Linked DNA regions of Homo sapiens: region 1 is linked to region 2. A link is an interaction called in ENCODE POLR2A ChIA-PET data of the cell type or tissue named here. Cell type or tissue: MCF 10A. All regions are shown on one strand. Each heading gives the region's core, and the rest is flanking DNA. Links, peaks and the distances in the headings are about the cores only. Region 1 overlaps SRGAP1 (SLIT-ROBO Rho GTPase activating protein 1). Region 2 overlaps SRGAP1 (SLIT-ROBO Rho GTPase activating protein 1).

Region 1 (16,903 bases), core at 3,145-11,144, 65 kb before region 2:
GGCCAGTTGGCGTTTCTCCAGTGACCCCCTCCCACCTGGCTGTGTCAATGGTAGTATGAGATACTTTCATTTTTTTACAAATAGTTAAAAACTCTGCCTCATCAGTCAGATCTCTGGGCTGAGAGAGATCCTGAGTTTGCCCCACCATTGGATTGCTTTGTGGGTCAGAAGAGAACTGGTTTATCCAGCAGCCAGGCATGGAGCAGGCCTGGGCCAGCACAGAGTGACCCAAGGCAGTGCCTTGACCAGAGCCACGGACCTAGCTCTGCACATAAGTCCTGCCCCCGACAGCTGACAACAAGCCCCCACAGTCACTTTTTAAATTCTGGATGACGTGATTTCCTATTACAAACAAGTGAGATGAGCTTTCAAAGCAAAAAAAAAAAAAAAATTCTGCCTCATGTTTCTTCACTTATTATTGATCTTGAGCACATTTCAAACATTTCTTTAGCCTGTCTGTGAATTTTCTGCTGCATTATTTGACCCATCTAAATGTATGAGTATCAGTGCTTTTACTTTTTAGCAATGTACATATTTTCATATAATATTAATGTTATTTTTGCATCAAACATTTTATCTACATTACCTTTTTTAGTCATTTTTTATCATTATACAAAGTATGTGTAGAGGGAAACATCACACTGTACCCCATAAATGTGTACAATTTTTTTGTGTCAATTACAAATAAAAATATTTTTTAAATCCCCAAAAAAGAAAAAAAATGCCGCTCTGTATGATAACTCCTGAAACAAAAGTATTAACACTACAGTGAACAGAAGCTGATTATTTCTGTGATGTTTCTTAGCTTTATTTCCTCCCTTTGCATATGTGTTCTCCATTTTTCCCTTTGTTTTACTTAGTCCCTGCATCTCGTTTGCCCTGTCATTTGGTTACTTGGCAGTCCCTAGCCAGCAGGGTGCAGAGTCCCAGACAGTGTCTTTTGTTCAAAGCATTTGTTTGGATTATAAATATAATTTGATGATAAATTCAAACTGTTATGCTGATTTCATTTCAGTGGAGTCACAACGTATCTCAAATTTCCTTTGATAAACTTGCCCTAAAGACCGTATCTCATGCTATTTAATTGTTCACCTTGGTCTATTTGCTCATTCTAAAGAGTTTTGTGGCCAGGTGTGGTGGCTCATGCCTGTAATCCCAGCACTTTGGGAGGCTGTGGTGGGGGCGGATCACCTGAGGTCAGGAGTTAAGACCAGCCTGGTCAACATGGTGAAACCCCATCTCTACTAAAAACACAAAAATTAGCCCAGCATGGTGGCGAATGCCTGTTATCCCAGCTACTCTGGGGGCTGAGGCAGGAGAATCGTTTGAACCCGGGAGGCGGAGGTTGCAGTGAGCCGAGCTCATGACATTACACTTCAGCTTGGGTTACAGAGCGAGACTCCATCTAAATGAAATAAATAAATAAATAAGACTGGGTGCGATGGCTCACGCCTATAATCCCAACACTTTGGGAGGCCAAGGCAGGTGGATCATGAGGTCAGGAGTTCAAGACCAGCCTGACCAAGATGGTGAAACCCCATCTCTACTAAAAATACAAGAATTAGCCACTCACAGTGGCAGGCGCCTGTAATCCCAGCTACTCAGGAGGCTGAGGCAGGAGAATTGCTTGAACCCGGTGTGAGGGGGTAGTGGAGGTTGCAATGAGCCGAGATCACACCACTACACTCCAGCCTGGTGACAGAGTGAGACTCTGTCTCAATAAATAAATAAATAAAGAGCTTTGCTAAAATTCTTAACATATTCACTGATATGGTTTGGCTCCGTGTCCCCAACCAAATCTCATGTTGAATTGTAATACCCAGTGTTGGAGGTGGGACCTGGTGGGAGGTGATTGGATCATGGGGGTGGTTTCTGATGGTTTAGCACCATCCTGCTCGTGCTGTCTCATGATAGAGTTCTCACAAGATCTGGCTGTTTAAAAGTGTGTAGCACCTCCCCCTTTGCCCTCTTCCTCCTTCTCTGGACACATAAGACATGCCTGCTTCCCCTTCACCTTCCACCATGATTGTAAGTTTCCTGAAGCCTCCCCAGCCATGCTTCCTATACAGCCTGCAGAACTGTGAGTCAATTAATCCTTTCTCTTTATAAATTACCCAGTCTCAGGTGGTTCTCTATAGCAGTGCAAAAGCAGAGTAGTATATAAATGGAAATATTGCTGATTTTCTTCCTTTTACCTCTATTAGAAACAACAATCCCTCCAATCATGGAAAAATTATGACCTGTTATTGAAATGAATTATTTAATGGCATTCTTTTCAAATATCAATAGCTGACATTTACTGTGCACTTATATGTCAGCCTCTTCTGTGCTCTTCGTATGTGTTAACACATTTTATCCCCCCCACCACCTTAGGCAGTGAGTAATATTGTAATTCTGATTTTACAGTAAGGAAATTGAGGCACAGAAAGGTTAGGTTACTTGCCAAAGACCTCACAGCAAGTAAGGGCAGAGGCAGGATTTGAACCCAGGCAGTCTGTCTCATGAGTCGGAGCTCTTAACCATGAGTATGCTACTACTCAAACTGAATTGTCCTATAAATGCTGCTTTGCAAGTGTAATTGAAGTTTTGTAAACTTTGCTTTCACTGATTTATGAAGAGCCACATTGGCCCAGGGAGAGAAGGTGGGTTTGTGAAAGTTTATCATTGTAACAGTCCTGCTGGCCACTCATGACCTCAGGGATCAGCAACTCTTTCAGCCCTGATGCTGGGAACAAGAAAAAAAAAAAAAAAAGAAAAGAAAAAAAACTTTCTGGTTTCACTTGCAGGCCTTAAGTGGGAGGTGGGGGATGGGATGGGAACTGAGAAACAGAGACATCCATTGTAGGTGTATGTTAAGGGCTGGCTTCTCATGCCTTTATATCCTTTATATAAATGAAATATATTATCCATTTTTTTCTCTCCCTAAATGGGCTTCCAGACTTAAATATAAGCTGATTACAAAGAAGCCTGGGAATTTTTCTCTACCTAATTCTCACTCAGCCTACCCTGAAGTCCAGCAACTGCCCCTCTCCCACCTCTGCATATATCCACTTCCTATTTGTAGTGCAGTAAGAGTAGGCTGGCCTTTGTGTCACCCCTACTGGGGAGAGATTATGTCTTTCATCTCTAGTCTCAAGGCCTAGCACAGTGTCTGGTATTCAGACACTCAGTAGCTGTTTGGTGGATGAATAAATAAAATCAGTATACATTGCACCCTGAAACCTGGGCTAATGTCTACCTGATTCTAGAGTAACTGTCACCATACATTGAAAAAGGCGCTAATTATAAGAGGTGTGTGTAGACAGGCCAAAAGCATTTCCAAAGTGTGAATTCAGGAGTGTTTTATAAATGTGTGTCTTTGCAGTCGCCTCCAAGGCCATCCTTACTGATATATTGTTTTAGTTTTTATGAGGTTTGTGCTAGCCCAGTTCTCAACATGAAATAGCAAAAAGGCATCTGTTGGTCTGCTTTTATTGTACCTCAGTTCTCTCTGCTGCTTTGCCTTTGGGAGACAGTGGCCTGCACCTATCTGCTTAGAGCCTGGATATGAAGGCCCAAAGCCTGCACTGTTACTTCTACATCATACCTTAGACACTGTCAAGAATCATAACTACCCACCGTGCTGTGTGCTTACATTCTGTCATTTCATCCCCATTTTACCTCGAAGGAACTGGAGCTCAGGGGCATTAGGAAACTTGCCCACTTAAGAATTGATGGCACTGGAACTCAAATCCAGGTCTTCCTGGTTCCAGAGTCTGTGTTCATCAGCGGGTTTGGCCAGGTATACTAAAGAGCAAGAAGACTGGAGATTGCAGATGTAAAGATCATGGCACACGTGTCCTGAGTGCTCTTTTTGAGGGAATTCCTGCCCACTACCACTGTCTCAAGCCGCCAGAGAGACAGCTTGCCCAAAGAGAGGCTGTGACCTGGAGGGAGGTACTGTGGCTGTGTTAGGTTCCTGGGGTTCAGCTGAAGGTGGCCCTGGTGGCTTTCCCCACGCACCTGAGAGTTTCCTGGGAAACAATGGGCGTGGGCTTCCAAGGCTGTGGTATTACCCCAGTGGTTTGGTTAGTCTGGCACTTGCAGAAATTCAGCTACAGTTAGAGTCCTCTTATGTATTGATTGTAGAAAATAGATCTTTATCTTAGGTAGTTGATAAGAAACCCAAAGAATGTAGTTTCTCAGAAGAGCTTTTAGTGATTAATGGATTTAGTGAAGCAGCAGGCTATATAGAGTTAGGAAATATTGTCACTAACATACTGTTTTTCATCTCCCTTCCCTGCCAAACCACCACATCATTTCTTTTCTGAGAGGCCATAAATTCCAACACTAACCATATTTCACAAATGACTTAGAACTATTTGTCATCCCATTAGTCCAATCCCAGGTATTTATTGCTGGTGCTATTTTGGAAGCCGAGGATAGAAAAGAACAATGCCAGATGCATTGTAGATGTTTAATAAATATTTGTTAAGTGAATAAATGGATGGACAAGCTTACTATAAAATGGGTTCTTATCCTTCATTTGATTCTCACCTATTTTACTCATACTGTATATGAGACAGTTTTAAGAATCTGAAGGTACATAAACATGACTGGTACCCTGGCTCTTCTTACAGGACAGTCCACAATCTGGGTGGTACACAGAGATCTGTGACATATAGCTAAAGTGCTATGTGCTGAAGACTCTGAATGAAGAGCTGTCTTGAAAGACAATACTTGTCTTGGCAATCAGAAGAATAAGATCCCTCTGGCTGAGAAGCCAGGGAACACTTAGCCATAGGTGAGATTTAAGCTTGCCATGGAGAATGGGTCAAATGTCAAAAGGAGGAGGTGCTGGGGGACAGCAGCTCAGGGACTTGCTTGGGAGAAGCTGCAGAGGCAGGAACATATAAATTCTGGGGAGGGAGCCGTGAGTGACTGACTCAGAGTGGTACACAAATTGCTGCTTGGATGGGTGTTGGGACCAGTCTGATAGCATTGAACTCCATGGTAGAGGGAATCATGTCAAGTTTAAGAAAAGGTCAAAGAGAATGGTAACAGGGAAAAGGCCTTATAACTGTCATCGTGGATTCTTTTTCTTATTGTCCATTCCCTCTTCCTCCGTACTAAATGAAGTCACCCCAAGCCATCCTGCATATCTCCACCATGTTATTACTAAGACACTGCTTTGACCATACTGTCTGCAACACTGTGGATTCACCAACACCTATAGAATACATTATGCCCTTCTTAGTGGGGGTTTCAAGACTCTTTGGCCCATGCCAACTTATCTAATCTTATCCTTCAGCTTGTTACCCAACCATCTACTTTCCAAGTTCTTCCCTGGACCCCTTCTCTGCCATCTTGGTCTGCTCATGCCCACCTCACCTGTGTGCTTTCCCGCATCCCTGCCTTATTAGAACTTTGCTTGTACCATCTTTCTAGCCTGGATGCCCTCCCTTCATCTGTGCCCATCAGAATATCAAAGGCCCATTTTTTAGTCTCCAAAATTTTAAACTCTTAGAAGATGGAAACCAAGTATTTCTTTTCACACCCATCAGTGGGTTATGGGTGGTAAGCACCAAGCACATGTTGAATACATAAATATCTTTCATCCTCTCTTTTCCTCTATTCCTACATATAACTAAGAGTGACTGTATCCCTTAGATAAAGAGGCCTTCCAATTGTATGATACTTTAGACTTTCCAAAGGTTATGGCGTAGCAGTCCCAAACACCTCATCTGAAGCCAGGCTGTCTGGGTTCCCACCATTGCTGTGCCAGCTGTGTGACCTTGGACAAGTTACATAACCTCTCTTTGCCTCAGTTTTTTCATCAACATAAAGGGAAGAATAAAGGTACTTATTTCATAAGAGTTTCTAGAAGGATTAAATATGTTATTCGTAAAATGCTGAAAAGTATGTCTAGCACATAGTGAGCATTATATAATGCTTGCTAAAGTAAATTATACGTATATATGTACATATCTGTATATATTGTATACATAGATATATATAGTAAATACTCAATAAAATTTAAATTAAAAAAATACACACACAGGGACACACAATTTGGCATCCATGACGACCTTGTAAAGTAATCAAGAGGCATTAAATAATTTCCCGACACCTAGTAATTGTAGATCCATTCCTGGGATCCGTGTCTTCTAACTTTTGAGCCAGTAGTCAAAAAGTAGAAACTATATCATTAATCTATTGATCTCTCCAACACATATAGTTTTCAGATATATAGTGATTTCTTAACACGAAGCATTAAATTTGCTACAGGTATTTTTATTATTTTGATTTAAACTATAAGAGTAGTGTCAGATACATGATATGGCCATGTCAGTAAGAAAAAAATATTAACTTCTGTGCAAGTTATCATATAGGATATCCCAATCTCCTAAGGAAATTCATGACGTGGGTCGTTTTCTACTTGACTATTTTTTCAGCAGTTGAGGAAAAATGGAGCAAGAAAGATAAATTAGGTGTATTGAATGGAGAATTATGCATGAAGTTTTAGTAGAGAAGAATTCAAACAGGAAAATATGCTATGGGAGTACATTTACATGGCTATATGCCTGTCAGGTCATTTGGTATGCAAAGGCTTGTGTTTGCATTAAGCTGGTGGAGAAGCTGTTATTTTCTTTGCAGTATGTATTCAAAATGCACCTGTAAAAAATAAAAGCTTTCCTTTACTTCTCTGAAAAAGAAAGAGAACTGTCTGTTATTTTAAACACAAAATACATTTGACTTCTGTCAACAGCTTACATTTTAAATAATGCAGTTTGTACTTGCATTCATTATCTGCAATTAGAGTTCTCGAAAAAGCTTTTAGCGTTTATCTCCCCAACTTTTAAAATTCATTCACTGTAACTGTTAACATTTTAGTGAATAGTGGAAACCCTAAGACAAATTGGAAAACTCAACAAAGAAATTTGCTTTCCGGAAATTACCACCGAACTAGGTAGAGAATACTCAGCTATTGTGCTGAACCACATTATGATGAGATACACTCTTTTCTTTCCAGCGTTAGGTCAGACTCAAATGTTTTCCTTTTAACCCACACTAGTCAGTAAGGAACACCCTGCTGGCAGTCAGCGCAGTATCCTTTCTCTCAGGCTTAGTTTGTGCAAACTACCTGTTTATACTAGTCCTCAGTGTCCAAGTCAAGCAAGAGTCAGAAGTTCAGATTTTTTCTTTGCGATAATTTATTTAAAAGAAATATTTCTCAGATACTCGGGGTGGCCTGAGGTGCCTTTTCATCCAAGTGTAATGAGAGTCACATGTTCTCATTTCCTCACTCCTATTAGCAAGAATACAGACAGCTGAGCAACGTGTGTGTGTGTGTGTGTGTGTGTGTGTGTGTACACCCTCTCATTTTAAGATATAACTGGAACCAAGACCCAAATATAATAGTATGTGGGTTTGCTTCAGGCAGGGAATAACAAGAGCCAAGCCTAGAAAGAAATGCAAGGTGTGTGTAGATTCGTTGACCTTTTGCTGTTTGCCCAGCTGCGGGGTGACTCCCTTTTCATTTCCCAGCTGCTCAGCTGCTTCCTACTGCTATTTTATTTTGCTTTTAAACTGGAGTAGCCAACCAAACTTCTCCCAGACAGGTTCAATAATTACTAAAAACAGACAACTTTCCAATTACACACGGCTCAGAAAAAGCTGCCAGTGCTTTATATTTTAGCCCTTACTTTGTTCTGGCTCTGTAATGCCTTTAACATGATTTACCAGCTTACATTTTTAAGGAAAGCCATCATCAGATTTTATGAAAATAAGTAAAGGTTCTTCGTTAACCCCATGTTTTACCCTTCAAAATAGTCATCTTGAGAACATGTGTTAAGTTGAACCATAAGAAAATGCTGATTTTCCACCTTTTTAATAACCTACAGAAACATCAATTTCATATGGATTAACCTAAATAAATATATTTGTTCCAGTGATGCTTCCAGGTCTCAAACTATTTAAAAACTCATCTCTTGAAATGAGAAAAATCAAATTCATTACTTGAAAACATTGCATTATTCTCAACTTCTTAGACCTTAGTTATAAAATTGGCTCTGAGTAACGTGGTTATTTCCATATGAAATGAAGTCTGTCTTCTGGGGATGAGAATTTGACATCATTTATAATAAAGTACTGCCACAAATGCTTAGCACTGGGTGCCGAGTTCGGGTGTGCTCCTCGATACATCCTTTGCATTGGAGTCATCACACCTTACATGTGTTGTTTCTTTTAAGGAGCATAATTGTGCTCAAAATACACAGGTTTTCGAATTCACCCGGATGTCTGACATATGAAAGCATACTGAAATTATATTGGAAAAATTATGATTTTCAGATAAAATCTGTGACTCTGAAATCTGTGACTGTTACTCTCCTGTACCTAAGAATACAGAGATTACATACCGATTTATAGGTACCGTTATAAAAATAATGAATAGCTTGTTTATTATTTAAGAAAATATTTATTAAGCACCTATGTTGTCTGAAATACTTTCAGAGATAACACAATAGATCAGTTTATTTTAATTAGCTGAGTATAAAATTGGCAATATATTACTAAGTCTCAAAAATGTGCATATTCTCTAATGCTGCAATTCTATTTCTGAAAATTTGTCCTAGGAAATATGACACAATTTTGTACACAAACTTTTTTGTAACAATAATATAGCCAAAATGTGTAATAATTGAGGATTCATTCTGTAAATTTTAATACATTATGAAATTGTTATGTTCTATATATTCCTAAATTTATTAAAATTCAAATTACATATATCATTTCTAAGAGAATAAATTAGATATACATCAAAGGTTTTTAACACAACTTTATAAAGCAAATAGTTGAAATATCCTAAAGTTTTTAACAATGGGGAATTAAGTTATGGAACAGTCATATAGACAAATACTATGTAGCACTTAAAATTATGTTTAGAAGAATATTTAATGATATAGGAAAATATGCTGATATCTAAGTGGCAAAGGACATTGTAATCTAAAAATTACAAACGTAGGATGATCTCAGTTTTTTAAAGAGAGAAATCATATATGGCATTTTATTTTATTTATTTATTTATTTATTTATTTATTTATTTATTTTTTTGAGGCAAGGTCTCACTCTGTCACCCAGGCTGGAGTGCAGTGGCACAATCTCAGCTCACTGCCACTTCCACCTCCCGGGCTCAACCAATCCCCTCGCCCCAGCCTCCCAAGTAGCTGGCTCTACAGGTGCATGCCACCAGGCCCAGCTAATTTTTTTATATTTGTAGAGACGGTCCCGCTGTGTTGCTCAGGCGGGTCTCAAACTCTTAGTTAGGCTCAAGCAGTCCTCCCACCTTGGCCTCCCAAAATGTGCTGGGATTACAAGCGTGAAGCCACCATGCCCTGCCCTTAGTTTTAACTGCCATCCCCTCACTACAGTAGCCAGCCATATATGGCATTTTTAAAGGAAGAAATGTGTGTACATGTGTGTATGTGTGTGTGTGTGTTTTCATAGAGAAAAGGCTGGAAGGCTTTATACTAAAATCTTGTCAGTGGTTATCTTTGATTGCTTTTTATTTTCTTTATTTTCTTTTATATTATTATTATTATTATTATTATTATTATTATTATTATTTGAGATGGAGTCTCACTTTGTCACCCAGGCTGGAGTACAGTGGCACAATGTCAGCTCACTCCAACCTCCACCTCCCAGGTTCAAGTGATTCTCCTGCCTCAGCCTCCCGAGTAGCTGGATTACAGATGTGCCAACACACTTGGCTAACTTTTTGTATTTTTAGTAGAGACAGGATTTCACCATGTTGGCCAGGCTAGTCTCGAATTCCTGACCTCAAGTGATCTGTCTGCCTCGGCCTCCCAAAGTGCCGGGATTACAGGCATGAGCCAGCATACCCGGCCTATTTTTTTGTTTTGTTTTGTTTTTGTTTGTTTGTTTTTTTAAGAAAATAAATGTTTTCTACATTGAACATAAAAAATATATATTACTTTGTGGTCAGAAAAACAATGTTTTTTCAACTAAAACTATGTATGAACCTTAATATTTACATTTTTTACTTTGAAAAATAGATTTTATGCAATAAAATTCCTTTAATAAAGACTGTACTAATTTGGGTTTGGGTTGGGCTAAAATCAATCCATGAATAAACGGTTTATTCTGCAAATTAATAATGTAGAGGAGATTTTACAGAAATACTTTTAAGCTTAAGAGAACTTTTCAAGTACATTGAAAAGTATGCATAAGACTCCGTAAATCATTTTTTCACCAAATCCTGTCCTCTAGGTGCTTTTTCCTGGCAGATGAATTTGCATATTTCTGTGTGCTTTATGTAGAAGCAGTAGTCCATAATTCACTTACTTTACTGACAATCTGACTTTTCCCCTCTGCCATTTGGAAGGTGGTATGTGTATCATATACGTCGTATAAATGGTTCCCATTCACTCTCTAAATGACAGACAGACATCTTGTAACAATTTGGGTCACTTTTCCACAGGTGATGAAAACATACCATATGTATCATGCAGAGAGCATCAGTGCAGAGAGCAAGCTGAAAGAGGCCGAAAAACAAGAGGAAAAGCAAATTGGGAGATCTGGTGATCCAGTCTTCCATATTCGACTAGAGGAGAGACATCAACGGCGAAGCTCTGTAAAGAAAATTGAAAAAATGAAAGAAAAAGTAAGTAAAGAGATTGCAGAGCTCTTCTGCCTTCATTTGAGGAGACAATACTAAGAACACTGATGCAATAGCTGATATCCACACATTGTAAGTTATTGTGAAAAGACATGCATTTCCTCCCATGGGAATGAGAAATGTTTAGGAAATATAAAAATCATGTAATAACAGCTGGACATCATTTAGTGGTGAATGCCAAGTATTCAATACACAGTGTGGAGAACTTGAATATTAACAAGGAGATTTCATTGCAAATGGGCCTGAAGCCCAAATACATTGTTATTATTCCCCATAGCTGGGTAATTTTAGTTTGCTATTTAAATCAGATTCAAAATGTACTTTTGGCAAAGGACTTTCAGGGTCATTTGTATATGTGGAATAAATTGTTAAGGTTAATAAAAATGCATGTATGTTTCTCTGTCTTGATTAAAAATGACTTTGCATTCTTTCCCAATGCCTGGATCTTCTTCATTCCAGAGACAAGCAAAATATTCAGAAAATAAGCTAAAATCAATTAAGGCACGGAACGAATATCTCCTAACACTTGAAGCCACCAATGCCTCAGTTTTCAAGTACTATATTCATGATCTTTCTGATTTAATTGATGTGAGTACTTGAAGTTTTTGTCTTTTCCATATTAAAATGAAATTAACAATAACCATATTTCGTTGATTGGAAAATACTGTCATTTCTTAAGACTGTTATTTTACGTAATACTCAAAAAGAAAAAAATACTTTTATTTAAATTATCCGTAATATGAAGACACTATCATCTGTAAGATGCATGTGAAAAAGCGTGTATCCTAAAACCAATGAAAAATAACTGGTTAGATTCTGTGAAGCTGTGAGAAGCCTGGTAAACTTAGCTAAGACAGGGCCCAGTCATTTGCAAGTTATGCAGTGGCACAGCCCTAACTGCATTCATTAATTCAAAATATATTTATTGGGCCCCCACTACTGTGAGATGCTGAAGCTCTTAGAAGCCATATGCAGCCCTTACCCTCTAGGATTTAAAGTGGAGAAGACATACTTAAGAAATGATTAAATGGATGATTACTTTATTACAGTTGTGATCATTACTGGGATGCAAAATAGAGTGCACATAAGTGACATTTACAGATGTAACTAAGTCTCTGTACATTCTCTCATAGGATATGATATAAAAAAGCAGTAATTAGGTTTATTTAGAGCTCTCCTAATACATATTCATTATATGTATGCAGCATTTACTGCCATTATTCCCCAACTTTAACCCTCCACATTATTAATTCATCCTTTCATTCAGAAAACATGTACTGAGTAGCCCAGTAATTGTGCTAACACTGTAAGAGACTGCAAAGATGAAACACAAAAATCCCATGTCCAAAAATGCCACTGCCTGCAAATAAAAGATAACAAGTGATTAAGTGCCATAAAAACAGCACAGATAAAGTCATAGAGGTTCAGAGGGTTATCTGCTGGAATTTTATTCATATACTGCTTTGTATTGCCTGGATTCAACAGTTTTATTATAGAATATTTTATGGCTCATAGTAGCCGTCATAATTTAAACATACAGTAGGTTAAAACAACTTCATTTTTCTGGTGAATTTAAGTCTCATGTATTTAGCTGTGCCAAACTGTTCAGCCACAGTTTGGGATTTCTACAAAAGAATTGTTGAGGGAAGGAATTATTTTTTAGCTTATTAACACTCTGATGTGCCTCTTTTTTTTTTTTTTTTTTTTTTTTTAAGACAGAGTCTCACTCTGTCACCCAGGCTTTAGTGCACTGGCACTATCGCGGCTTACTTAACCTCTGCCTCCTGGGTTCAAGCGATTCTTTTGCCTCAGCTTCCCGAGTATCTGGGACTACAGGCACATGCTACCACACAGGCTAATTTTTGTATTTTTAGTAGAGATGGGCTTTCACCATGTTGCCCAGGCCAATGTTGAACTCCTAAGCTCAAGTGATCCACCTGCCTCAGCCTCCAGAAGAGCTGGGATTACAGGCCTGAGCCACTGTGCCTGGCCAGCCACCTCACCCAACCTCTGATGTGAATTTTTTCTTTTCGTCTCAAAACAACTTTATCCTATAATATCATAATTTGTTTATATAGAACCATGTAGTAATAAATAAAACCAGGGAAATTTTTCTTTTTTCATTTATTACAAAATATTTCATTCAAGTAATCACTTGATTATTTTAAATGCAGAACCTTTTTGTGTTGTTTTAAATACTTACTTCTTCCAGCACCCTAATGAAATAAAACGAACTTTTTCTGTTACACTGCCCCTAGATTTCCTAAATAAAAGATTTTATTTTAGTTTTTTGAGTAAAAATAAAGAATTTTATAACCCCAGTTTTCAAACTTAAATCTGTCAGGTTTCTCCAAGGTATAGGGAATATAAAAGAACTAATATTCTTTCTTGCTTTTTTGATTGGGGTTCATTTTCGTAGTGATTGGAGTACTTGGCTAAATCCAAACCAATTTTTTTTTTTTTTCTGAGATGGAGTCTCACTCTGTCACGTAGGCTGGAGTTCAGTGGTACAATCTTGGCTCACTGCAACCTCGGCCTCCCAGGTTCAAGCAATTCTCCTGCCTCAGCCTCTTGAGTAGCTGGAATTACAGGCGTGCGCAACCACACCCAGCTAATTTTTGTATTTTTAGTAGAGATGGGGATTTACCATGTTGGTTAGGCTGGTCTCGAACTCCTGACCTCGTGATCCACCTGGCTTAGCTTCCCAAAGTGCTGGGATTACAGGTGTGAACGTGCCACCGTGCCCAGCCCATCCAAACCAACTTTAATACAAGAAAAACTCTCCGTGTATAGAAAAGTACTTCTTTAATACCTAAAAGGTGCTAAGCACCATTCCTGACAATGGGAATCCAGCAGTGAATAAAATGAAGGCTTCATCTTTATTGATTTTATGTACGAGTTGGGAGACAAACTATAAATGAATTTATATACATACAAGTACATGTATACACACACACATATAAAATAAGTCATGACAATGCCATACAGAAAAATGAAACAGAGCTATGGATGTGGTTCTTTTGATGGGGTGTCCAGGAAAAGCCTGATACCTGAGTAGAGGAGTGAGCTGCAATGCCATGCAGCTATCTGGGGAAGGAATGCCTCACACAGAAGGACTGGCATATTGAAGGGTGCAGAGGCAGAGGTGTGTCTTCCCATCTTAAGATGCTCATGGAATAGCAAAGGAGGCCAGGATGGCTGCAGCTGAGCAAGTGAGGAGGAAGGTGCTAGGAGATGAGGTTGGCAGAAGCCCTATCACTTAGCATCTTTTGGATAGGGAAGGGTTTGAATTTTGTTCTATGTGTGATGGGGAGCCATTGAAGGGTTTTTTGAGCAGGGAAGTGACATCACCTGGGTTACATTTTAAAGATTCACTCTGGCAGCAGAGTGAGAAATAGACTAAAGGAGGCAGGAGGACACGAGTGAAAACAGGGAGCTATAGCAAGAGTCTTTGTGGTTGCCCAGGCTAAAGATGATGCTGGCTTGGACTGGTGTAGTAGTGATAGACCTACACAAGTGGTAGGATCAAAACAGATTGAAGCTAGAGCTCACAGGAATTTGCTGCCATGTGTGAAAAAGAGGATAGAAATGACTGCTAGGTTGAGGTCCTAAAAAATGACTCCTAGGTTACTGATAATGCCATCTACTGAGATGGGGGCCCCAGGGGAGAAGCAGGCTGAAGCGGGAGCAGTAGTCCTGCTATGTCTGAGAAGACTGAGATACCTATCAGACATCTGTGTGGAGATGTAAAGGAGCATCCTCAATATTCTTGGGATATATCAGACTGGAATCGCATATCAGGATTTTGAGAGTCATTACCATCATTGTCATGGATATTTATTGAGTGCCTACCATGTAACAGGCAGCATAATCTCATTGAATCATCACAACACTCTGACATAAATAGTGTTTTCTCCATTTTATAGACTGAAAAAAAAAACAAAACAAAACTGAGATTTAGCTAGGCTAGATAACTTGCCTAAGGTTATGCAGCCAATCAGGGGTAGGCTTCAAACTCATACATTTTTAACTTCCAGATCTAATTGACTCTGACCTAAATAAGTAACTGTTAAATATCCCAAGTGATTTTCCATTTTTAAAAAAGTTGGACTTTTGAAAGATCAGTCTTAAATTTAAAATGTGAACAATTCTCAAATAATATAACTTAAGATATTGGAAATAAATGATATGAAGTTGGTTTGTTGTATATTCAGCTGAAATTGGGTACTCTCTTAGTGAAAGTAATTTTTATGTTCCATGACTCACTTTTAAGGCAATTAGAGTGTGAATATGTATATTCTAAAATGGTTGCTTATTTTGTAGGAATCCAATTTGCATATATAGTAGTGATCCTAACAACCATTAAGCTTGACCCTTCCTGGTGAAAAAGAAACAGGTAGATTATTATGCAGAGGTATCTAGAATTCTTCATGCTTTGTGAGTTTATTTAGCGAAGTACATCTTATACTGAGCTATCTAATAATAATGAGAAGAGCTGTAATGCCTCCGGTGAGAAAAAGTCAAGACAACATTTTTAATGCACAGCATTTTGTATGTGAAATGACATGAAAGGCAGTAAATGTATCTTGATAAATTCAAAGCATTATAAAGAGTCAGAGAATTAAAGTTGAGATCTTTTTATATAAACCCCCAGTTTCCTTTTACCTTCCACTCATGTCAGTATCTGTCTTTTTTCTAACAAAGTTTCTATGATGAACCATTATAAATGGATCTATTGATACCACAGAAAAGTCATAAATTTTCCGTAGAAACTATTATAGAAGCAGTACATGTGTATTGTAAAAAACCAGAAAATACTATAAGCAAATATAAAGTGATCACATTTTTAATTTTAATTTTTATGACTATATAGTAGGTATATAAATTTATCAGGTACATGAGATATTTTGAAACAGGCATACAATGCATAATAATCACATCAGGGTAAATGCGGTATTCATCACCTCAAGCATTTATCATTTCTTTTTGTTACAGACATTCCAATTATATGTTTTTAGTTATTTTTAAGTGTACAACAAATTACTGTGTAGTAATTACTGTGTAGTAATTTATTGTACACTTAAATGTAGTCACCCTATTGTGCTGAAAAATACTAGCTCTTATTCGTTCTATCTAACTATATTTTTCTGCTTATTAACTATCCCCACTTCCCAATCACCCCCACTACCATTCTGTCTATCTCCATAAGTTTAATTGTTTTGATTTTTAGCTCTCACAAATGAGTGAGAAAATGTGAAGTTTGTCTTTCTGTGCCTGGCTTATTTTATTAATACTTAACATATTGTCCTCCAGTTCCACCCATGTTGTTGCAAATGACAGGATCTCGTTCTTTTTCATGGCCGAATAGAACTCCACTGTGTATATGTACCACATTTTCATTATCCATTTATCTATTGATGGGCACTTCAGTTGCTTCCAAATCTTGACTATTGTGAATAGTGCTGCAGTAAACATGGGAATGCAGATGTCTCTTTGTTGTAATGATTTTCTTTCTTTTGGGTGTATACCTAGCAGTAGGATTGCTAGATGATATGATAACTCTATTTTTAGTTTTTTGAGGTATTCCCATACTGTTCTCCATAGTGGCTGTACTAATTTACATTCCCACCAACAGTGTACACAAGTTCCCTTTCCTCCACATCCTTACCGGCTTTAGTTCTTTCCTGCCTTTTGGATAAAAGCCATTTTAACTGGGGTGAGATGATATCTCATTGTAGTTTTGATTTGCATCTCTCTGATGATCAGTGATGTTGAGTACCTTTTCATATACCTGTTTGCCATTTGTATGTCATCTTTTGAGATATCTCTATTTAGATCTTTTGCCTATTCTAAATTCAAATTTTAGATTTTTTCCTATTGAGTTGTTTGAGCTCCTTATATGCTCTGGTTATTTATCTCTTGTCAGATTGATAGCTTGCAAATATTTTCTCCCATTCTGTGGATTCTCTCTTCACTTTGTTGATTGTTTCTTTTGCTGCACAGAAGCTTTTTAACTTGATGTGTTTCCATTTGTTCATTTTTGCATTGTTTGCCTCTGCCTCTAGGGTGTTACTCAAGAAGTCTTTGCCCAGACCAATTGCCTGGAGAGTTTCTCCAATGTTTTCTTGTAGTAGTTGCATAGTTCAAAGTCTTAGATTTAAGTCTTGAATCCATTTTGATTTGATTTCTGTGTATAGTGAGAGATAGAGGTCTAGTTTCATTCTT
Region 2 (16,903 bases), core at 5,223-13,222:
ACAGAATTCTTATTTTTTAAAAAATCACTTGAAGTGTTTCAGTAAATTTACTTCCTGGGAAAAGAGGGACCTAGACAATGTGATGGGGGTTTTATCCTCTTTCCCTTCTTTTCTCTTTAGGTCTTCAGCATCAGGGGATTTTCAGAGTGTCTGGTTCCCAGGTGGAAGTCAATGATATTAAAAATTCATTTGAGAGAGGTAATTGCACGTCTATCCCTATAAGCAAACCACGTTGAAAAGTCATCATGTTCTGTAAACTGAAGTGGCACCCTTATTCTGTATATCCTCAAAACCTTTCTTTGTATGTACTGCATTAGGGGTGCAGCAGTAAGAATCCATTAAGAATCGCTGAGAAATGGTACCAAAACTATAAGCCCTTGTTATTAAAATTAGAAAAGCATATGAGCTCTGCATCCTGGTTGAGGACTGACATTGATAATCGGTGCCAGGTATAGCAAATGTGGGGCCGAAAGAGTTCTGGAAGAGTGGCCAGGGCAGCCCTGGGCCTAGACAGCAGGTGAGGGAGGCAGCTCCTCCCTGCTGCCCAGCTCCTCCCTTTGTCGGGAGCTCTTCCCTTTTTCTTCTCACGGTCCACAGACTCCTTCCCTGTGACCCTAGGGGGTGCCTTATGCTTGTTCATAATTGGCTGTCAAATAAGTTCTACTAAACTGGGTCATATGCCATATACATTATCTTTTTTCAATGTCAATACTTTTTTCCCTTAATTTTTTATTTTTAACTATTATGGGTACGTAATAGTGTTATGTATTAATAGGGTATATATGATGTTTTAACCCAGGCATACAGTGTGTAATGATCAAATCAGGGTAACTGGGATATCCATCACCTGAAGCACATATCATTTCCTTATGTTAGAAACATTCCAATTAGCACATTATAATTAGCAAAGCTGCACACTTTCGTGTCAGGCAGACCTAGAATCATATCAGACTCTCAGCCACTAATCAATCATGTGATACGGGTCAAGTCGCTCAATTCCTATTTGGCCTCGATTTCCTCACCTGCAAAACTGTAAAAATTGATGGTTAGAGCAGAGCAGCCACATGTGCCAAGTCTCATGCATTGGCCATCTTCAGGGTAAGCTGAAATATGGTAAAGTATCAGGTTCTGTGCTAGCCACCACAGGCAAAATACATGATCATTTTTCCTTGGAAATTTTCCCAGTATTTGTTATTTGTTTGTGATCTGCTTGGGTGAGGCTTTCTCACAGTGGGCAAAAATAATAGTAATTATTATATTCTGATAAATTCATGTTCAGTGATTTCTTGCCCTAGGAACAGAGAAAAGAGAACAACAGATCCCTAAAAATAAATTGCCCTAAGAAGCAAAAAAATACGTTAAAATGCAATGCACACTTTTTGTGAACTTTAGAAGAGAAGCATAAAACTGTAAATAAAAAACAGAATTTGATTTAAGGTTGTATTTTATGTTGAACTTCTTAAGGATTTTATCTCTAGAGGAACAATAACCAGACTTGTTGCCTAATAATTTAATTTAGTTCTCAGAAAGAAACGCTCACCAGACTAGTTGCCTAATATTTTAAAGTTGTTTACCATAAAAAAAATAATTTTATATTTGTGATATATTTTTTAAATTCCCACTTTTTATACAAACTCCTTGGTAACATGAAAGGTACATTTTCAAGTTCCTCTATCTGATTTTAGAGTCTGCCTCTGCTCAAGACAGCCTTCAGATGTGCTGTGAACACCACCATGCCACTTTGGGAAATACCTACTTATTTAATTGTAGGTGTTCACAATTCAGTGGCACCTATGACATTTCTGATAAATTTTGCTGACCCATATAGCATAGTCAGACAGACCTATGGTGTGTCTTTTTCCCAGTAGGGTAAGAAACACAGGATGTAGTGTTTGAATTCATGTCAAACTAAGATTACAGATTTCAGCTTAAAAAAAGTGGGGGTTGGGTAAAATTATAAATTCCACAATATTTTATTTTAAGATTTGAGTAACTTGTAAGGGATTATTTAGTAGCATAAGATTTTAAAAGCTTTATTTTAGTCAACTGTTTTTAGGTTAATCATGGGGTGGGATATCTAAACCAATTATTTTAATTTTAGTACCATATAATCTTTCATAAAGCATAATTAAAAGATACATGTATATATAGCAACGTGTATGTTCATAGAAATATATTTTTGTTCAGAGAAAAAGAAGCACTGTTAATGTAATGAGTTTTTTTTTTTTTTTTAGGTGAAAATCCTTTGGCTGATGACCAGAGTAACCATGATATTAACTCAGTTGCTGGCGTTCTGAAGCTCTATTTCCGTGGGCTGGAAAACCCCCTCTTTCCTAAGGAAAGATTTAACGATCTGATTTCTTGTATCAGTAAGTGGACATTTTTTTCATCTTTTCCCACAAGAATTATTTCACTAGCTAACTTCCTGGAAAAGGCAGTGGCCCCCCTCCATACACCCCCACCCCCATTACCCCATTACCACCATATTTCTGGGACCATTTGTTTTCTTTCTGGATCCAGTGCGAGTCATCCTCCCAGCTGTGGCCTCACCCTCGGCTGAGTGGGCTTTCCTCCTGAACATCCTCTGGCTCCAGAAAGCCAGGAGCTTCCCACTCATGGCTGGAATTGAGCAGAAAGCCAGGTGCCAGCTGCCTAAGGGAAAGGAGGAAGTTGTAAGCTGGGAAATGTGACCTTTTCTTGGCTTTTGATTCTTGGTTTTTCTCAACCAATTTTAGGAGTGGGGTAATTTATCCATCTTTCAATGTTATTTCAAGAAATGGATAAAATGAAATCAAAGATCCTTATTACAGTGCAGGAACACCAGGTGGTAATTATCTGTCAGTGGGCAACCCAAGCTAATAGGCAGAGTTGCTCTGGGATTGTGTATGACATATTATGAAACCGATAATCATTGGCAAAGTAAAGCATTGCTGTTTACTTCAGTGGGGGCTTTTTGACACTATACAAAGGAAGGTGAAAATAATGATACCATGAATTAATTATTAGCCACAATCAAGATCCATGCATCTAAAAATACAGTGTCCCTTTTAAGTCCGAGTTCCCAGCAAGAGTCTAGAGCTGACTTCAATCACTTAGGCTTCATAAGAATCAACTTTTTACTCTTAATAAAGAAATCTCCGTACAGTCCCTCCACCCCCCATCTGAATCAACAAGTCCTATTGATCTGCCCTCAAAAAAAACATCTCACTACTCATCCCTCCTTCCCCATCCCCATCACCTTGGTTTCTCACTGGGGATAGTTAGAGTGTCTTAAATGGACTCTACTTCTAGATTTTGCCTTCTTTTCCCAACCCCTACCCCCTGGCCCTGCATTCTCACACTGCAGCTAGAGTTAAAAAAAAAAAAAAAACTGGGTTGCTTGCTTTCTCCCCTTTTTAAAACCTATTTCAATATAAAAGCAAACTCCCCAAGGTGGGCTTATTGCTTGGTCTCCATTAGTTTGAGACCAGCCTGGGCAACATGGCAAAACCCCATCTCTACTAAAAATAAAAAATTAGCCAGGCATGGTGGCATGCACCTGGATTCCCAGCTTCTTGGGAGGCTGAAGCAGGAGGATCACTTGAGTCTGGCAGGCAGAGATTGCAGTGAGCCAAGATCGTGCCACTGCACTCCAGCCTCGGTGACAGAGCAAGACTCTGTCTCAAAAAAAAATAAAAAAATAAAAAAGCTAACTCCATGGCATGGCCAATTCATATAATTGAATTATTCCTCTCTCTGATCTCTGCTACTGCTGCACAGCCCTCTCCTGCTACCCTACCATATTTACTGTATATTTCAGCAGTAGCAGACTGTACATATGCTGGGCCATTTCCCACCTCCATCCACTTGCCTATGCTGTTTCCTCAGCTGTCCATGATAACCATTCAACATCTGCTGTGAAGGCTTTGCCAAATTGGCATTCCTCCCACAACTCTGTCCTCCCCACCACTCCAACCAGGATTAATCACTTTCTCCTCTCCCATTATTCTATTGGGTACGTATGTCCAGAATTTTTCTGATCTCCCCGCATTATAATTTTTTTAACCCCTCTGTCTCCTACTACTAGAAAATGAGTTTAGGCAGTAGGTTAAGAATAGAGGCTCTGGATTCAAAGAGCCTACTTCAGATCCTAGCTCTGTCACATACTCATCAGCTGTGTGACCTTAGTCAGGTTTCTTAAGCTCTCTGCATCTCAGTTTCCTCACCTATAAAATAGGGGGAACATTAATCCTTACATCATAGGGTTGTGAGAATTTAGTGAGTTAATATGTGTAAAATGCCAAGAAGAGTGCCTGGCACAGAATATGCTCAATGGAGTGCCCACAGTTAGCTCCACAGGCTTGTGGAGTAGTTTTGCAGCCCTAACATTTGTCCACTCCCGAAGGTTAGGAATTAGTTAATTCCTGGAGCATGTTAAGTTAAATAGAATTTATAGATGAAATGAATTGAAAAGTCAAGATTCCACCACGAGTTCTTTGTCTGGCATCAGTGCCTAGAGTCTTGGCTCCAGTTGGGTATGAATTTCCCGGTCATAATCCTCCCCAGTCTGATGTCCCATTGGAATTTAGAAGTACAGCTGCACGTCCATTCCACGGCCCTTGCGTAGCCTGAGTCATCACAATGAACCTCTGACCCAGCTGGAAAGAAATGAAAAGGAGGTGTTTCACTTCTGGAATTCTCCTTTGGCCATGTCCAAAGATTTCCCTCACATCCTAGCCAAAAAGCTTAAGTCTGGAAAAATAACAAGTGCTGTACAATGCTTAGTGGTTTTCTAGGTCCATACATCATGTCAGCTGTAACATGTACATGTACCAATTGGATAAAGAGTGTTGGGCCACATTGTCAGTTACCATTATAGAATCATTTCACACTTTTATTGGATGAAAAATATCATTTCATAGTGGTTTTTAATAACTGAGGCCATAGAGTCAGAAAGATCTAGGTTCAAATCCTAGCTTTACCACTTTCCAACTTTGTATAAACTTGGGCAAAGATTAATACTTAATCTTATTAAATAGCTGTTTCTTCACCTACTTCATAGAGTCTATGTGAAGAATAAATGAGACAGTCCATGTAAAGGGTTTCACATCATGCCTGGCACATAGTAACCCTCAGTAAGTGTTGCAAGCTGTCATCATTACTACTATTACAATTACTCTGACTATAAACTGTGGTCACATATGCCAATACCTGGGTTGGCCACTTATCAATCTGTCTGTTCTGCTAAGTATGTGTTTCTTTGGCATAATTAACTCACGTGAATTTAGAAATATTTGTGTTATCCTCAAGTTACATTGTTTCCAGCATGATTTTTCCCAGCACATTAAATACCTTGTAGCAATCAATGTCAAGCTTTCTCACAATTAGAGTCATATTTAGCAAATATGTAAACTACAAGGAAAAAATCTATGGAGATATCTCATGTAAGGGTACCTACAGTGCTCAAGTGCAAGTGAAGAAGCTACAATGACATTCCCTCCTGTATTAAAACAATGGATTAATCAAAATCAATGGATTCATAATCCTTGGATTTTAATAGGATTGTTAATGTTTTCATTAGTGCAGTAGTTACAAAGTTTCATAAATGTTGAGTAGTCTGCCCCAATCCTATTTTTCCCCATAAGTCTTGTTACTTTTAGTGCAAAGTTTTACAGAATGGCAGGTGTTTCAAAAACATACATATTGACACTAACAACCTCTTTATAGAACAACCCCTTTTCCTCCAACATGTAACCTCTTAAGAAAGAGAGGATTCTTGGATGTTATTATCTCTAAGCAAGCATTTTTTTCTTACCAATGTGACCATAATGCATTTTTCCTGGATTTTCCTGCATTTTTCCTGGATTTTCAATAAATCCTTTGAGTAGCATAATACATCTTTTATCATTGTATCCCCTTATCAATATTGCAGACTTTTGACGATTTGAACCAAGTTGATTAATAGTCTACAATGTATAAAACTGTCTAGGGATTCAGAGACTTGATTCTTGCATTTAAGAGGCTTAAAATGTAGTAGGAAAGGTAAGATATTTACAAATAAATGCAGGCTAAGTTAATATATGATAGAAACAAAGATTTTGAAATTTTAGAGGAAAGAGAGATCTGAGTGATAGATTGTTTTTACCCCTGTCATCTTGTAGCATTGCTGTAATTGGGTTTGATTTTCCCCATTAAAGTAATTTCACATGACAGTTATTTTGTATAGAAAAACTTCCCTTTTCATCTTTTCTAAGAGTTTGCATAAGGCACTGTAGCACCCACTACTTTTCGCTTCCGTATTTTTGGATTGTTTGGGGAAAGGGGTGTGTGTGTGTGTGTGTGTGTGTGTGTGTGTGTGTGTGTGTGATGAGTAGTTATCCAGCCATGTTTATGCTTTATGACCCTGAGTGACCACGTTCTTTGGAAGCTTACAAATATATGTAGTCAAAGGAAATTTATCTTAGCATTCTTTTTTTAAAAATATGCACTATTTGTTCCCCAATTTATTGTACATTTCTTTTTAAAGATTATTTATCTGGATGAAGACATAGTAAAACCAAATGCAACATAAATTTGAAGTGGCAAACTTGGTAGTTTCTCAGTTTCTCACCCAAGAGTTATTTTGTTTTGTTTTGTTTTGTTTTAACCATCCACTTTGTGAGTGGTTTTGTCAATGCTCCAGGTCATACCCACAAAGTCTGGGCAGCTTGTAGAATATCCCTGCATCATGGCTCTGAGATTTCCTAGGGCATAAGTTCAAGTGACTTGCCCTAGAAAAGCCACTCAAGTAATTCATGTTTTTTTTTCTGACTGCCTTAAGGCTGTGAGCCCAGATGAAACTTTTTCATTCCATTTTACATTAGGTGTTATTATTTAGGTGACTACTTGGATATGAGGAAACGGTTTCTTAAGGGAGAATTTTTCTTCCTATCACAAAACCAACATGTAGTTATTGTAGAGTACCTGAAAAATGCACAAAAGCACATAGAACAAAATATTGTCAACCAAAATTCCATAATTCCACTACCCAAAGAGAATCACTGGCATGTACACATTTTGTTTACAACAAACAACAACAAATACTATGTTTCATGTTAATATACAACATAACCACAATACCATTATCATACCCTTAAAACCAACAATAATTCCTTAAATCATCGAATGAGTAGTCAATGCTTTATTTATTAGGTTGGTGCAAAAGTTATTGCGGCTTTTGCCATTACTTTTAGTGGCAAAAAACACGATTAGTTTTGCACCAACCTAATGTTATGCAATTAACATGTTATCACTGTAGAAAAATTATAAACTAAGAACAAATCGTAATTTCTCTACACAGAGATAGTGATAACGTTTTTAGTATCTTTCCAGAGTTTTTCTACAGTACCTATGTACTTTGTAAAGCAGCTTTATTGAGATATAATTCTCATACTCTACAATTCATCCATTAAAGAGTACAGGCCAGTGGTTTTTAGTATAGTCACAGAATTATGCAACCATCACCACAATCAATTATAGTACATTTTTATTACCCCCAAAAGAAACCCCAGTTAGCAAACATTGGCAATTACTCCCCGTTTACTCATAACCACCACCACCCCCGGCCCTAGGCAATCACTAATCTACTTTCCGTCTCTATAGATTTGCCTGTTCTGGCCGTTTCATATGAATAGAATTATACAGTATGTTGTCCTTTGTGATTGGCTTTCACTTAGCATAATGTTTTCAAGGATCATCCATGTTACAGTAGGTATCAGTACTTCATTCTTTTTGATTGCCAAAAAATCCATTTTGTGGGTACACACTCCTATGTACTTTTCATAAAAATTATATCGTACCAAGTGACCACTAATGGATAAGAGGTTTGTTTTTGAAGTGATGAAAATGCTCTAAAATGATTGAGGTGATCTTGTACAACTCTGAGTGTACTAAAAATCATTGTTAAACTGTGTAAATGGGTAAATTATATGGTATATTAGTTATATCTCAATAAAGCTGTTGTTAAAAAAATTGTTTTTGAGACAGGCTCTCACTCTGTTGTCCAGGCTGGATTGCAGTGGCGTGATCACAGCTCACTGCAACCTCCTAGGCTAAAGTGATCCTCCCCCCTCAGCCTCCCAAGTAGCTGGGACCACAGGCGTGCACCACCACACCCAGCTAATTTTTGTATTTTTTTGGTAGAGACAGGGTTTCACAACATTGCCCAGGCTGGTCTTGAACTCCTGGACTCAAGCAATACACCCTCCTCGCCCTCCCAAAGTGCTAGAATTAAGGTGTGAGCCACTGTGCCCGGCCAAGCTGTTGTAAAAAATTATGCCACGCCATACTGGCTCTTCATAAACCACTTTTTTAAAACTCAATAATATTATTTTCAAAATATAGCTTTTAGTGACCCTATAATGATTTCTATTTTATGTAACAAATCCCCTAGTTTAGACATTTAGATTGTTTCCAGTGATTTTGCAACTATACCAAAATACTATGATGAGCTTCTTAGTACCTAAATTTATTTGCCTTTTCTGATTATTTCATGAAAAAAGCTTTTGAACTCTTTTTCTGGTGCTCAATATATGTTTTTGCTATAAAAATTTCTTTCAGCTTTATTGACATACATGGTAGTTTTCTCTCTGAATTCTAAATTTCTGTTTGATGCCTTATAATAATGTTCTTAATTTTTCCTTTATCCTTAAAAATATTTAATAGGCTGAGTATCTGAACTGAGTAGGTAAAGCTCTCTAGGCTAAGACTCAGTTTCTTTACTAACCTCAATATGATAATTCAGCAGAATAGGAAACATCTATGTATGTATTTCTATAGTGCTGTTATTTAGGAGAGAAATCAATGGTTTAATTCACAGAAGTCAGTCTGTTAAACAATTATATACAAAGGTTTGATTAACACCTTGACATTGTTAGTGTGAACCTAAAAATGTCCTGAAACTGATACATTCATCTTGAATGCCAGCTGTTAGGCTATGGAACTCACAAGTATGTGTGTACCCACTGTTAAATAAACGGTTTCTAAATGTGGCTGCCAAGGAATTTCCTTCCCTGTCTTCATACCTAAGGAGAAATTTGCATCTTGTGATTTATTATTCATTTTCTGGCAAACAAATACTTCTACAAATAGTCCACAGAAGAACCAGTATTTTCAGAGTGATGACCATTTGAACTTTTTGCCATTTGCTGAAGTAACTTGTGTTTTATGGTAAATTTTTCACATGCATTTACATGGAGCTATCTAACCCGCCTGCTGGGAAGTTGGGACGCTAACATGAGAATCTTGCATTGCTGGGAAAAAAACATATATTAGCCCAGGGAGCTTTGAGCATGTGATCAAGGTTGGATGAATGCCACTTTTACCTAATTACATGAGACCTTGAATTGTGGAAAACAAAGCCCAGCTTACAAGAAATCCAAGTGAAATACTGATTTTCCCCACTGACAACTTTTCTGAGGGGAAGAAAAGACCCATCTTTCCCTCCAGCATGAAATTGTGAAATTTGCCACACTCAGAGCCAGCTAGGAACACACATTCATCAGGGTGTCAGCAGCAACCATAAATTTTGCCCACTAACTGGACTCAGGACAGTAAATGAGTCATTTGTACCAGAGCGAAGCTCCTGTAGGATACACATTGCGCGCCTGTTGAGCAGCCAGCCAGGTAGAATTGGGAGTCCTGCTCGCAGCCATCACGGTTAGAGGCCTTCGAGACGAACAGATTTGCTACTACTTCAGGAATGCCAGCAGTTCTGTTTTGCTTTGATTTGTGTTGACTGTAGTTAAAGAGAATGTACATCTGCCTCATATAACTTTATCTAGTTTTTTTAGTGTCACTTATGTCCTTGTTGCTTTTCCCCTGAAGTCTTTCATTTGCATCCCACAGGCCCCCTCATTCTTTTATTGTGGTAAAAATATATATATATATAAAAAATATAAAATTTACCATGTTAACGATTTTTAAGTGTACAGTTCGGTGGCATTAAGTACATTCACAATTATCACCACTATCCATTTCTAGAACTTTTTCATCTTCTCAAACAGAAACTCGGTACTCATCAAACAATAACTCCCCATCCTCCTGCACCTCCGCCCCAGGCCCTGGCTTTATCTCTTCTGCTTTCTGTCTCTATGCATTTGCCTATTCCAGGTACCTAACATAAGTGGAATCATATAATACTTGTTCTTTTGGTGACTGGCTTCAGTTAGCATAGTGTCCTCAAGCCTCATGCATGTTGCAGCATGTGTCAGAAATGTTTTTCTTTTTAAGGCTGAATAATACTGCATTGTGTGTGCATACCACATTTTGTTTATCCACTCATCTGTCGATGAACATTTAGGTTGTCTCTACCTTTTGGTTATTATGAATAATGCTACTCTGAAACTGCTGTACAAATATTTGTTCCCTCAATTCTTATTAAATAAAATTTTAAAACTGCCTTTAAGAGGTAGAGGGACTAAGTTTAGAACCAAGAGATAGAAACAAGAAGATCTTGAATTAAGATTAAACTTCTTGAGGCCGGGGATGGTGGCTCATACCTGTAATCCCAGCACTTCGGGAGGCTGAGGCAGGCAGATCACTTGAGGCCAGGAGTTTGAGACCAACCTGGACAACGTGGCAAAATCCCCTCTCTACTAAAAATACAAAAATTAGTCAGGCATGGTGGTGGGTGCTCCTAATCCCAGCTACCTGGGAGCCTGAGGTATCAGAATCACTTGAACCTGGGAGGCAGAGGTTGCAGTTAGCTGACATCACCCCACTGCACTCCAGCCTGGATGACAGAGTAAGACTCTGTCTCAAAAACAACAACAACAACAAAATCTCTTGGAATTAATGCCTATGTCCTGTAGTTACAGAGAATGTAGCCTCCAGAGTGACTTGCTGTCTATGGGATTTGACAAATATTAAAGATGAATAATATAGTAAGAGTGGTTCTTTTTACATCCTTTCCTTTCCTTTTGTTTTTAACTCTAGGACTTTAAAACTAGCGTTAAGCTACAAAACTCCTGTCCCTGATAGTTGACCTTAACTTTATGATTATTAATTGTTTTAGAGACAATGTATTCCTCTGTTGCCCAGACTAGAATGTGGTGGTGTGATCATAGCTCACTGGAGCTTCGAACTCCTGGGCTCAAGCAATTCTCTTACCTTAGCCTCGACCTTAACTTTAAAATGAGGATTTGCTGGGAGAATGAGGAAACTTCACTTTTGAAACACCCAAGATTCTCAATAAACAGCGGGAGAAGTTTTATTGTTGTCTTAAGAATAAATCATAATATGTATAATTTCGCTTTTGAAGAGTTTTTTCTTTTTCATTTTTAGAGATAGACTTTCTAGATACAGGTATGCTAAATCATCTTTGTCTTCTTTAAAGCAGCAACAACATTACACTTTTTATAAAATCAGCTATTTTAGGTAATAAGCATTCAACCAGTTAATTTCTGATATGAGATAATAATGCAGCTGTGTTGAAATAGTATTTAAAGATACAGAATTCCCATTAAATTCTCAATGACTTGCAAATTACTTCATGTTTAGGCATTTCATCTTCCCTCTCTGTACAATGTGGTTTTGCACATATCACATGAAGTTGTCATGGAGATAAACAGCTTACTCTGGGACATGTCTTGATCCTACCAGGACCAAACTGGGTGGAAATGTTGATAACTTAATTATTGAGTTATTGTGGCCTGAGAGAATTTATACACCTGTTGAATAACTTCTTTTTTAAGCATCTTATTCCCTCTTTTCAGGGAAAAATAAATCAAGACCATTGCCTGGGAAGTATGTTAACAAAGTGCTTGTATGCAATAGACGTAACCCTAATCTGCCTTGTTCATAGCGTTATATTTTCTCCATTTTGAAATATTTTACAAATAAAAAAGGCAAAATGTAGTATATTCAATTCAGTATTACTAAGATCACACTATTATAAATTATAGATTTATATTGAAAGAATAAAAATGAAAGAATGAGAATGTTAATTGCATGATAATGTTTTACTTACATTCTGGTTCAAGAGTTTCTGAAATTGCATTTGCTAAAAGATGACAGAGCTACGGTTCCAACTTTGGCATACTTAAAGGTGGGAATGGAAGTGGTTTTTTCTCAGGAATCCTGATAAATTATTGCTTGTTTTGTCAGCTCATTCTTGGTTAATCAAGAATATTCCTAATAGATTTTTCGTACCTTTTCAGCTATGCAAAAGGGAAAATAGAATGCCCAGTTTGATAATAAGTGGAAAACAGCTGGGGTCAGCACTCAAGATTCCAGGGAAATAAGCTTAGCAAGAGTAATTAAGACAGTGGTTCTCAACCCTGGCTGCATAAAAGAATCTCAGGCATCAGCATTTTTAATCTCCCCAAGTGAATCCAAGTCAAGGTTGAGAACCACTGATACAAGAGGAATCGGAAAGGGAAACTGAGTTAGGAGAGTATTTTGATAGTCTAAGTTAGAAATAATCAAGACTTCAGTTAGAAAATTAGCAGTGAGATATCTAGAAGTAGAAACTACAGGACTTCTTTCCCATTCAAGGGAGAAAAATGAAGCAAGGATATCATCTTAGAAGTGATGTTTGTAACCTTGCAACTGGATGAGGTTGCCATTGAGGAGAACCAGGTAGATATCTTTGAGAGTTATCCACATTTATAGGTGGAAGAAGGTTTAAAAAACAACAATAATAATGAGAATGAGTTGACTATGGTGTCAGAGGCTATGGACTGAGAATTTTCAAGTATTTTCATGAATATCTCAAGCAATTAAGAACAATATGGTGATATAAAAGTATAGGAAGCTTCAGAACTGTTTTCAAACATAATACTTTTTTGGAAATATTTTCTCAAATGTATGCTTATTGGGTATCTTCAAAGTTGTACTTTGTAAAGGTACAGCTTTACAAAGTGGTAGTCTTGGGATCCAAGAAAGGCAACCAGACTTATGAAACAGAAAACAGACTTGTGAAACAGACTTATGAAACAGGACACATAGGTTGCAGTCCCAGGTCTGCCTCTTCTAGCCCGCTGACCTTGGGTATGCCACTTGCCCAGTTCTCATTTTCCTAATCTGATAAATGGGGATGACAGTGTGTGCCCTGCCTACTGCAAAGTTTATTATTCCTTTTAACTTAGATAGCAAGTGTGAAAATGTGTTTTTAAATATATAGAGAATTATACAAATAATGTGTTGTAGTAGTAACCTTTTTGCTGATGTTCACAAGCACTTTAGTATTCAGACACTTTAGACAGTTTGTATTCCTGGTAAAGAGGTAGCATAACACTAGTCTCAGGTAATCCTGTCTTGGGGGAGCTCACCATCCCACAGGGAAGACGAGATAAGGAAATAAATAGCTATAAACATCAGGACATGCATCATATGAAGGCAGGAATTGTATTGCTAATGTATTCTTAGTGCTTGAAACCTGGTGGGCTCTCCTAATATTGATGGTATAATGTAATACAAGGTGAAAAGTCATATAAGTAAAATGCAGTGGTAATTTTGAGAAAGGAGAGATTCTAAACCTGGCACATTGCCTGGATCATAATTATAGACAAATATATGATGAATTAATGCATAACAGTTCGGGGAGAGGTGCCATGCCCCAGAAAGCTACTTTGGTTAGCATGCAGCAAGAAGTTGAAATCATATCAGATGCAAAATTTAGAATTAGCAGCAAAGGAAAAAATGGTTTTTAAATCTAGAAGACTCTAAATTACTCAAAGCCAAGTCCATGAAAATCGGAGAAAACGGTAAGGGTCAGAGGAGATGCCCTCTGGAATGGTGGTATACCCAAGCCGATCATTTATTCGCTGTTTTGGTTACAATTGGATCTCACACAAGAGCAGGGTGTTGCTTATATTCAGATGTGTACCGGTAATACATGTACTGCAGTGTTCTGTTTTAAATGTGGCAAGTGAAAGGACTCTGACCATGTCATCTTCTGTCTGTAGGAATAGATAATCTCTATGAGAGGGCGCTTCACATCCGCAAACTCCTCCTGACTTTGCCCAGGTCGGTCCTTATAGTGATGAGGTACCTCTTTGCCTTCCTCAATCAGTAAGTACCTGAATGCTCTGACAAAAGGCCCATCTGAATTCTGTCTTTGTTCTTCGATCCTGTAAAATGTACGTTGGGTTCCATTTATCAGCAGAGTCAAAGAGAAAAATGATTGAATATACATTGAAAAATGTACTGAAGGTACATTTTTCCTCAGCAGATCAACATCATTGATAGATGAAAGCCCTACCCCAGATGTAAAAACTGTGGCCACAAATGCAAAGATATTTAAATATTACTAAAAAAAAACCACAACTTTTCAGTGAGAAGTGTTATTCAGTGTTTTTCAGACTTTCATCCAAAACTGTCATGAATGTTTTTGTCAAAATGATGTAAACTGGCTGTTCATTGCGGAAAATTTCTGCGACTTTTTAATATTGTAGTTGAGGATGGAAGAAAATCATAGATGGGAGCTGTACACAGATCCAAAAAAGAATTTCTGCAAATTCACTGTAATGAGACCTTATCAACAAGAAAATACCTCAAAATGTTCTCCTAAACAGAGTAACAAATCTTTTAAATTACTACATTATTTTCAAAGAACTTTATTCTTTTAATTTCAGCAACTTGATTTTCAGCTATGCTACTTCCTGCTGTATGGGTTCCATTATAAGAACAGCTTCCCCAAGTCCTATCTAAGAGTACTCTTGCTATTCAACATTTCAGCTAAGCAGCTGGAAACAAAGAAATGCAGGGGGAATCAACTTATTGAGTAAACTTGGGGAAATGCCTTCTCATGCTAGCATGGATTCTCCTTTCCTAAAATTCGGATATTTTCTTTTCTCTATTTCATGGGACATTTGGAGTTCTCAGAAGCCACGGTGATTTATTACAATCCCGCTGACTAGTCCTGAAATCATACCCACTCAGCTTGACCCCAAGAGCCAAGTATCATACAATAGGGAAATGTTGGCAGAGAACCATACAGAATGAGACTCTACTGCTGACCTGTGGTGCCTAAAACATTCACAAACGACAGTAGCAACCCCTTTGTACATTAATCACCACTGGAAAAAAGCAGTATCTAGAGAGTTAAGTTTAAACTATGGTTAGGCTAGACACTATACATTTTTACCTTTAAGGAAACACACTCACTCAGGCAGTTTTAAAAGTCCAGAGGCTTGCCTGTTGCCCCACCATCACCACCACCACCATACACCAGGATGGAGTACCTTGCATTCCTGCTGGCCCCCTCCATACCATTCCTACCAAATCTTCCTGACACACCTGAACAAAATCCACTGTGAACTAATAATCCATAATGGACTAGGAAAGCAGTCTGTTAATTAAGAAAGTTCTCAAAACCTGAACCTAACTCATCATGCATCTCAAAGAATGGCAAATGCACCATGGGTGTTGCTGTTATTGCTTCCAGTGGTTCTACCCAGAGGCCCCCTAGCTGGTTGCACCTGCCTTCATGCAGACACAAGGGCCCAGCCTCTAGGGCAGGATGCTTGGGATGGGGATTATGAAAAGAGAAATTAGCTATTATTTTTTACTGCAAAATCAAAACTTGGAAGTAACATTTTTACATCAAGTTTCTGTTTGCAAGCCAGCACTAAAGACCCAGAAAGATTAACTGTGACTGTCTCCACTGAGCTGAAGTATGTCTTTTGGAAATTAGGCCATTCTTATTCAGAATCTCCATTTTCAAGATGATCTGTAATATGATCATTTACTGTTATTGTGATTTTTTAAAAAATATTGTGTGTTTGAGAAATGGCAGAAGGGAAAGACATATGTTAGCTATGGAAATTATGCTTTTGTATTTTCTACTTCCTAGACTATCTTATTTCCAAAAAAAGGGTAAAGTATCATGTCATGTGGTATCTCAGTTTCTTTGTATCTGTCATCACCTCACAAAGGTAGTTGAGTCTCCTTTTTCTCCTTCCATTTGTCATATGTTCACCTGGATTTTACATTTCCTTTCAAGATTGACATTCTATACACTGAAAGATAACATATCTAAACTCTCCCTAGAACAAGGAGCATAGCAATAAAGAGCTGGCTTATTTTGAGTCACTGTGAAAATATTTCACAAATACCCATTGAGTAGAATGTAGAAATTAGTACTAGACAACTGGAAATCTCCCCCACAGTTTGCAAGCCTTGCATAGAATAAGAGAACTGAGGATTCTTTTCCCCTTTTCTTGTATTTATAATGGCTTTTGTGACACTGGTTGTCACCTAGTGTTGAATGTCTTACCCAAAAGCAGATTATAAAGCCTGGAGTTATTGGCTCCTTTCAGTAGTTACAAAGAAAAGGTTCTTTGTTTTTTTCTAGGCTTTCTCCAAGATTTATAGGAGAAAACTAAAAATCTGAGATATATTTGAGTGGGGAGAAGACAATTTTAAAGACATCCATAAAGCTTTATGGAAATCCTCACTGTGTATCCTAAATTTACTTGAGGAACATTTAGAGCTTGACCGTCACATTTGCAAATAAAACTCATTTATGTGATCCTGGTCTCCATTGTAGTGAATATTATATTAAACCCCCTCCTGACTTTGAAAAATGCTACTTAGTTAAGCAAATAGGACTTAGAATCCCCTCTCAATTTCTACTTAGTTAAGGTCATAAGTCATTTCACTTTCTTTGGAGTTTGCTGAGCCAACTTAAAGTTGAAGTATCTTATTAAAGTATTGAAGTATCTTGTTATTAAACATTTATATCCTTTTTTTCTCTTTGTTCTTTTATAACTCCTTTCTTGTTTCCTTTTGTAGTCTATCACAGTACAGCGATGAGAATATGATGGACCCTTATAACCTGGCCATTTGCTTTGGCCCAACATTGATGCCTGTCCCAGAAATACAGGATCAAGTGTCTTGCCAGGCACATGTGAATGAAATTATCAAAACCATCATCATCCAC

What was found. ChIA-PET counts read pairs that join two places held together with the same protein. Peaks named below come from ENCODE experiments on the same cell type or tissue, not always from the same donor. Only the 100,000 strongest peaks of a DNase experiment are listed, where the experiment ranks them.
Region 1: POLR2A ChIA-PET joins it to region 2 with 9 read pairs; 3 of 35 experiments call an interaction of 5 or more read pairs at or near these places.

Annotation. Positions count from the first base shown.
Region 1 is chr12:64,032,310-64,049,212 of GRCh38, forward strand. It overlaps SRGAP1 (SLIT-ROBO Rho GTPase activating protein 1), which reads left to right. Exons shown (of 22, transcript NM_020762.4): 5 at 10,481-10,663; 6 at 11,138-11,266. Among named protein-coding and RNA genes, the nearest start is that of KICS2, 180 kb to the right of the region's middle. In MCF 10A, for the core only: no CTCF peak of the experiment used is centred there; no DNase peak of the experiment used is centred there.
Region 2 is chr12:64,095,007-64,111,909 of GRCh38, forward strand. SRGAP1 (SLIT-ROBO Rho GTPase activating protein 1) reads left to right here. Exons shown (of 22, transcript NM_020762.4): 14 at 121-198; 15 at 2,235-2,369; 16 at 13,926-14,031; 17 at 16,756-16,903. LOC105369798 (a long non-coding RNA gene) reads right to left here. Exons shown (of 2, transcript XR_945018.2): 2 at 4,414-4,637. Among named protein-coding and RNA genes, the nearest start is that of KICS2, 120 kb to the right of the region's middle. In MCF 10A, for the core only: no CTCF peak of the experiment used is centred there; DNase peaks (open chromatin) are centred at 6,705 and 9,565.